3 separate regions of the Mus musculus genome follow, and regions 1 and 2 are each linked to region 3. The links are chromatin loops, found by intact Hi-C in ENCODE. Cell type or tissue: left cerebral cortex. All regions are shown on one strand. Region 1 overlaps Stk39 (serine/threonine kinase 39). Region 2 overlaps B3galt1 (UDP-Gal:betaGlcNAc beta 1,3-galactosyltransferase, polypeptide 1). Region 3 overlaps Stk39 (serine/threonine kinase 39).

Region 1 (2,500 bases), 54 kb after region 3:
AGTGCCCCGTGGCATGGAGCAGTGGGTGCCATGGCTTTTACTACAGCAGAGCAAACACACATTACAAAAGTCTGATTACCTAGCTGTGGGGTAAGCTGCCTGGAGAGCGCAAAGCTTCACACGGCACAGTGTGGATTGAAGGAAGGCCGCTGTACAGCCCAGAAAGGCTGCTTTCATGGAGAACAAGGGTAGGGCAAAATTTATGCACTGTTCGTAGGTGGAAATCATAAACCCACCCCTGTTATGTTTAAAGTTAACACCACCTTAGGCAAGAAGCAGGCAACACTCTCAGGCCTTGTGTAAATAGACATGCAGAAGACAGCACTGCCTTCTGGCTGGCTGTTGCTTAAAAAAGTAAATTCGTGAGGCAAAAAGAAAGTAGATGATATGCATGTATAAATTTGCTTATCTTGTCTGCCTAGGTTGGCTATAAAATGTAAATAGACAAGAGCGGAGTCCTCGTTACAGTTATTTTAAAGAGGATTACCAAGAAAACTGATAGGGAGAACTCAGAAAAATCCCCTCTCACCCCTGAGGATCAGTTAGTTACCCATGGGAAAAGAAGTCTCCCTAGGAGGTGGCTACGCAGAGCCACGTGGCTTTCTCTGTATTATAAAAGTAGTTCTAAATTTTGCACTGGACTTGTGCAAGGTCTTTGTCATTTTCTTTAATGGCTTTTGGTATCTCACCAGTTGGATAAAGGAATGGGGTTTGTAAGGAGAATGCAGTGCTCCTCAAAGCTGCCCACCACCGGCAGGCAGCCTGCAAGACTCAGTGCAGAGGCCAGGGGCCAGATGCCCGAGCTGAGGACTGGAGGCGGGTGGGCCGGTTCATGTGTGAGCCTGCTGACTGCTGTCACTAGGGTTCTCTGCCACCCTGCCTGGGCTCTCTTTAGGTGGATTTTGAAAGCAGATGTTAGAATGTCTATTTCTAAAAGGGGAGACATATTTCTGCATTATTTTATGCAATATTACTGACACATTTTGAGCCAGGATGTTATGAAGCTTATTTTAATAATGTTTTATGAAAATAATGTTTTTTAAAATTTAATACTTAATACTAATAAATAGATATGGCCTATTTGAAAATACATATATGTCCTTGTAAGTTGGCTGAGGACTTTGAGAGATATTGTTCATTATTTTCTGAAAGACTCATTTTCTGCAGGACTGCATGTAAAATCGGCTTCCTTTGTAAGAGTCTGCAGAAATGCTTGCTCCCTGCCAGCCCTTCACACCCATCAGCTGGAAGACACACGTGTGGAGCCTCAGAGCGTGGGGTTTTATCATTGTATGGCATGCGCCCGCCTCTCTTCATGCTGTGCTTCTGGTGCTGGGACCTGTCTTCTCAGCTGTGGGCTCTCTCTCATCCTTACCACTCAATATGGTGGATAAAGAAATACACGTTATCCCATTTCACAGATTTACCCCTGGAGCAGCACATGAATGGATGATTTAGGACAGCGACAACATCGCTGCTCCCTTTAAAATGAAATTATGATCAACAGGAGTTTGGTTTGCATTTGTGTGCCGTTCTCCCTTCACCCTCTCTCCGCCTCGTTCTTATCACATGACTTTTGGGAAGGAAATCGTCTTTTCCACTAGGATGTTCTTGAGTTTGGATGTTTTGGGGAGTCCAGACAGTGAGATTCCTGTATCATGATCTCGTCTTACACTTCTTACAGGTGTGAACTTCCAGGCTCCAACCTCAAGTCCCAGCAGCAGGAGTCCTGGGCAGAGAGGCTAGGAATTAGCATTGTTCATAAGCATCCCAGGTTCGCCCTATTCACATGGGGGCCACCTTTACTTTTTGTTTTCAGTATCCTAATGCGGGCTGTCCTTGTTCCTCAATCTCTGTGGCTTCACAATGTTATTATTCTCCTTTGCTTTTCTGATTTGCTTGGTTATCTTATCTGCTTGGAAGTTGGTATACTTTTTACTCTAATGAATAGTTAACATTTTTACAAAATTAAAACTAACCTTGTTGGGAATGGAGAGATGTCTCAGTAGTTGGGATCGTTTTGTTTGTCTTTCTAGAGGGTTTCGAGTCAATTCCTAGCTTTCACATGGTGGCTGGCCCCGCCTATAACTCCGGTTTCAGGAAATCAATACCCTCCTCTGACTTCCTGGGCCACCAAGCATGCACATGTTACAGAGACATACATGCAAGCCAAGCACATACATTTATTTTACCTTAGAAAATACTAATATTACCACTCATGGCATAGCAGACCCTGCATGGAGTTTCCTCTTTTGTTTTTCTAGGTGATAGTAAAGCATTTTTAGGCTCCAATGTATGTAAGCAACAGAACCTTGGATCCCTTGGGAACGTGCGCTGAGAGTTCACAGCTGTTCCATCTCCGTTTAGCACTGCGCACGTCTGTTCCGGGTGATCGGCAGGATTGAGTAGCATTGGACTTTCATGACAGAGACTGTAGAAAGACTGAGATTCTCTTACATTCAGTTCAGCCACATTTCCATGGCGTTTACCGATATTGAAA
Region 2 (2,500 bases), 280 kb after region 3:
GCTGTTTGAAATATATGTTACAACATGCTGAATATCTTAGGATGTGCAATGTTAAGTTGAAGGGACTACAAATGTGGCCCATCTTTCCTAGTTTTCTCTCAGTTTTCTGAGCAGATGGCTAGCACACTATCATCCAATGACTACTAGGGCATTAGAGACAGTCATAGTGTGAGCAGCACGGAGAGAACAATATAGCATGAGATACTTCGGTTCTCACTGCTCTTTTGGATGGCTGCTTTCATAAGCAGACATTCAGAGCTTGCTTGCTTTGCTGAGCACTGGGTTGCCGAAACTTTGGACAGATGTAAGGAGAAGTGCCTGCAAATTACTGCACACTTTAATTAATGCTCCATCAGAAAGCATGCCGCGGTCTGTGTCTCAACAGTCATTCTCAGTTAAAGTGTCTATGATCAATAAATACCAAACAATGAAAGAAAGGTTATCGATCATGGCTTACTGCATCAGAAAACTAGGAAATTACTTGTGGATGTATTTCCTGCCACCTGGAGCCATTTCAAAATGGGATAAATGTCATCTATTGTAGACAGGTAACTTTAAGAAATCCATTGGTCTTAAAAGTATTTACCACACGGAACATTTTCCCCTGCTCCCTGATGAGCCTGTCATTCTCCCAAATCATGCAGTTCATTACATTCAGATTATATCTACATGCTCGTAATTCTAAGTGGCTCCAAATGTCTCTCTTCTGCCTCGAGTTCTCTTTTAAAAGCCACCAAGAATCTTGTGCACACAATCTAAATTCTTCACTCCTGTCTAGCGTTTCATTCATTCAAGGTGTGAGTGGGCAACTAATGATGTCTTTCTGTTTGCTAAGTCTTTCTCCATGCTTTCCAGAGCTTTTTGCTACATTATTTCGATGGAGACCTACCCCACTCCCCTTTCCAGTCCTATAGCCATAGACCTTGCACGGGATCCTATTGTGAATTATAGAAACTGCCAGATGACAGAAAAAAAGGTCATAACTTCCTCAGGACATAGAAGATGTGAGGACTCCAACCTTTCTCTCCTCAACCACGCAGAAGATGGCGAGCTAAGGAAAATGCATTGCTTTAATATTTTTATGAGTCTCTGCAGAATCTCATGCTGAAGAATTTGCCACCTACATCCACTTGCTCAGGCTGCTATGCATAAATCAGTTTTCTTCCCACCTCCCCTTGTGAAAATGGGGCCTAAAAAAACACCACAAGTCTCTGCTCCTTCAAAGGACAGAAGTTGCTCATGCATCCTGTTCTCTCAGAATGTTAGCACCAGGATGAAACAGCTGCAAACACGTATTATATCTCCTTTAATAAGTGACAGTGGAGGGCTCTCTGCTCCCTTCTGCCTGAATCCACTACACAGAACACCAGAACACTGAGAGAGAGAGAGAGAGAGAGAGAGAGAGAGAGAGAGAGAGAGAGAGAGAGAGAGAGAGAGAGAGTTTTACATACGTTGAATTTATAAGATTAAAATTAATCCAAAGTCAGGAAGGAATGAAGGAGTTGAAGTGGTTTGCAACCCTATAGGAAGAACAACAATATCAACCAACCAGACCCCCACCCCCACCGCAGAACTCCCAGGGACTAAGCCATTGTCTTAGTTAGAGTTTTACTGCTGTGAACAGACACCATGACCAAGGCAAATCTTATAAAAACAATATTTAATCGGGGCTGGCTTACAGGTTCAGAGGTTCAGTCCATTATCTTCAAGGTGGGAGAATGGCAGTATCCAGGCAGGCATGGTGCAGGCATAGCTGAAAGTTCTAGTCTTCATCCAAAGGCTGCTAGTGGAAGACTGACTTCCAGGCAACTGGGGTGAGAGTCTTAAGCCCACACCCACAGTGACACACCTACTCTAACCAGGTCACACCTATTCCAACAAGGCCACAGGTCTAAATGGTGCCACTCCCTGGTCCAAGAATATACAAACCATCACAGCCATCAACCAAGGAGAACACATGGCTACATATGTAGTAGAGGATGGCCTTGTTATGCATCAATGGGAGGAGAGGTCTTTGGTCCTATGAAGACTCGATAGATGCACCAGTGTAGGGGAATCGAGAGTGGTGGTTGGGTGGAGGAACACCCTCATAGAAGCAGAGGGAGGGAGGATGGGATTGGGAGTTTGTGCGGGCTGGGGGGGGATTGGAAAAGGGGCTGGGGGGCATTGGAAAAGGGGATAACATTTGAAATTTAAATAAAGAAAAGAAAATATCCAATAAAAAAAGAAATTAAAATATGTCAGAAAGGTGAACTGTATAAGGGGTTGGGGAAGGGGAAGGGAAGCTGCAGGAAAGCAAAAGAAAACAAGGCATGGTGGCAGTGAGGGACAGAAGCAGAGGGAGGGAAAGGAGAAAAGAAAATACAGATTAGTCTCTAGAGGTTAGAGCATGAGATCAGTTAAGGAAGAGTCAGGAGGAGGAAAGCCATTGCGTCTTTCATTCCAATCCAAGTGTAGATATCCACGCACCGAAAGTCAGTGTGACTTCCGTGGCAACCCC
Region 3 (2,500 bases):
GTGAAAAGACTTGCTGCCCTGCCTCCAATCACAGCAGGCAAAACCTTGATTCTTAGGCTCAGCCAGTAGAGTTGAATTTCTTTTCTAGTTTAGGGTTAGGTCTAGGCAACTCTGATTTTTGACTTCTGATTAGTGGCTAGGGTCTAGACAGCTGACTAGGAAAACTGCAGAAGTCACTCTGAATCCAGATGTGCAGAATGACACCCCTGAATGAGTGAATGAATAAATGAACAAATAAATAATAAAAGAAGGAAGCTGACATTTTTCAGAAATCACCTGAAAAATTGCCCTTGACTTAAGCTAAGCAGATCCTACGAGGAGACTGTTGAAGGTCTTTGCTCTCCTGTGTCTAGGATAATTACGAAAGTCTCTGTTTGCTGGCTCTCGGATACTATTCTCATTAGAGAAGTATTACAATACGGATTTAGACTGAATTAATTTTTACCAGGTTTAACTAAAGATTAAACACATGTGAAGATTACATTTATTTCTGTTGCTTGATTTTTTTTTTTTAAACTGCCACTAGCTTTTAATACCATCCTGATGAAAGGTGTTTCTCTATTGCTTAGCTGCTCCAGCCGTGTTTGTTTTCTATCTCTGTATAAAGGCAGAGAGAAGGTCTGATCTCTTCCTGAACATGTTATGCTGACCTCTGTCTGTCACAGGCTGCTCAGCCTGGGTTGCAGCTGCTGCAGTGTAGTGCAGGTCACTGCCCTTCAGAGTCCTTGTGACTGAAGCGAGATGTGTGATCAGAAATCTGTGATTCCAAACATCAGCTTTCTGCTTTAGAATAATTTTCAGTTCGTACAAATGCTGCAAAGGTAGTGGACTCCTCCCCCAGTTTCTCCCTGTGTCCAATTTTTACATAATCTGGGCATATTTATCAAAACTCAAAAATGGATTCTGCTACATTCTTATCAGCTAAGTTTCGGAATTCTTAATAGATTTTACTAATCTGTCCACTAATGCCCGTCTTCTGCTCAAGTAGGATGCAAACCAGCACAACACACTGCGTTTTCTTACAGTGTTATTAAAAATAGAAAGAGAGCAGACAAGGCCCTGCTCTGAGGACTTGGGGAGCAGACAGTGCCTCTTTTTCCTTGCGAAGCTCTGAAGCAGTTGCCTCTCTTTTCCAGGTCTGAGGTCCCTGTCAGACTGTCAGAGTCTGTGTCAGAGTTATAGCCATCATTCATCTGTAGTTTTCCTTCTTTCTTCCTGTCAAAATGCATACCCGCTCAAGGACTTCTTCTTGTAGCAAATTGTTTAGACAGAAAGCAATTTGGTACAATTTCTGTACTGTGGAAGGGTAGCTGCTACTAATCCTGTCAGCTTTCTTGTGGGGTTTCAGTTTAATGGAGTTATGCAGCTGTGGCTTAATTTCATAGAGTTATCCCCCAGTGGTGACAGTCGGAACTGCACTTGATTGTTAGTGAGTATACTTTGTATGGGAGAGCTTTCTCTTACCTTGAGCACCCGTGCATGTTTGGAGGAGTCATGTGCCCTGTGCTAGAAGTAGCTGCTGCATGACATGAAGTGTTATACATATGTGGGAAGTTGCAAGGTGTGTGGTACTTCTGTCCAGTCACCTGACTGGCTCTCCATCCTGATGCTAGCTCAGGAGCAGGGGGTCAGGGAAGGAGCGGGCAGATTGGGGATCAGCCTGCATGATTCTTAGAAGGGGTGTTAGGTTGAGGGCTTTGTCCTCTGCTACTAAGTGGTCAGAGGTTTGTTGCGTTTCTAAGAGTCATTTTTCACGAACATGTTATGCAAATTTTCAAAAATAAAGCAGAATTAAATTCTGTTGCAGTGACATACCAATGACTGTGTTTCCAGTCACTAATGTTGCTTTTCCATATATGTGTCCTGTTTATCCATTTGCCCACCTTAACTTTTCCATGCATTTCCGAGTAATCCAGAGGCATGAATATTACCTAAGTAAATAGCGAATAACAATTAATAACACTTCTCACCATCGCTTCAGTTAGAATGAAGTTCTTTTTGAGTGAACTCAGAGAGCAAGAATTTTAGACTCTTAGACTCGAGAAAGTGCTTGCTGCGAAGATTTCTGCTGATTTTTAGTATTGGTAATGAATTAGAAATAAGATCTCTATCCTTCATTTTCATTGCTGTTTCTCTTTGAGTGTGGTGGGATTTGTTGTTGTTGTTGACTCTCTCAAGTTTATGCCTCAGGGTAGTGATCACAAAAGCAGAGCTTGAGGCGGAAATACCTTAGGACCAGACCAAAAATCTTGAGTGAAAAGTTTCACTCTTGCGGTTCTGTTGTTTTTTTCCACCATGTTTACTTGCCCAAGCAACAGTGAAAACTTACTCGAAGTAATGGTATAAAAAGCAGGTTTTGCTCACTCTTCATATCTTTTCATTAAGGCCCCCTTAACAATAGAGGGAATGATAGTATGAGACTGAGTTATTCTTTTAAAGCATGCAGAGAGTATTTATTGCATAGATCCTCCCTTTCGCCATGAGATTTTGAATGGCAGGA

The links. A loop is a pair of places that touch in the nucleus more often than their neighbours do. Peaks named below come from ENCODE experiments on the same cell type or tissue, not always from the same donor. Only the 100,000 strongest peaks of a DNase experiment are listed, where the experiment ranks them.
Region 1: it touches region 3 in a loop (2.2-fold over the local background); 3 of 42 quality-filtered maps call a loop at or near these places.
Region 2: it touches region 3 in a loop (1.9-fold over the local background); 2 of 42 quality-filtered maps call a loop at or near these places.

Annotation. Positions count from the first base shown.
Region 1 is chr2:68,255,449-68,257,948 of GRCm38, reverse strand. All of the region lies in intron 16 of Stk39 (serine/threonine kinase 39), which reads left to right. Among named protein-coding and RNA genes, the nearest start is that of Stk39, 220 kb to the left of the region's middle. In left cerebral cortex, no CTCF peak of the experiment used is centred here; DNase peaks (open chromatin) are centred at 250, 599 and 1,267; H3K27ac peaks cover 1,613 bases.
Region 2 is chr2:68,033,553-68,036,052 of GRCm38, reverse strand. The region is part of intron 4 of B3galt1 (UDP-Gal:betaGlcNAc beta 1,3-galactosyltransferase, polypeptide 1); the gene reads right to left. Among named protein-coding and RNA genes, the nearest start is that of Mir6335, 250 kb to the right of the region's middle. In left cerebral cortex, no CTCF peak of the experiment used is centred here; DNase peaks (open chromatin) are centred at 360 and 1,153; H3K27ac peaks cover 1,456 bases.
Region 3 is chr2:68,309,229-68,311,728 of GRCm38, reverse strand. All of the region lies in intron 12 of Stk39 (serine/threonine kinase 39), which reads left to right. Among named protein-coding and RNA genes, the nearest start is that of Stk39, 160 kb to the left of the region's middle. In left cerebral cortex, a CTCF peak has its summit at 1,400; a DNase peak (open chromatin) is centred at 1,400.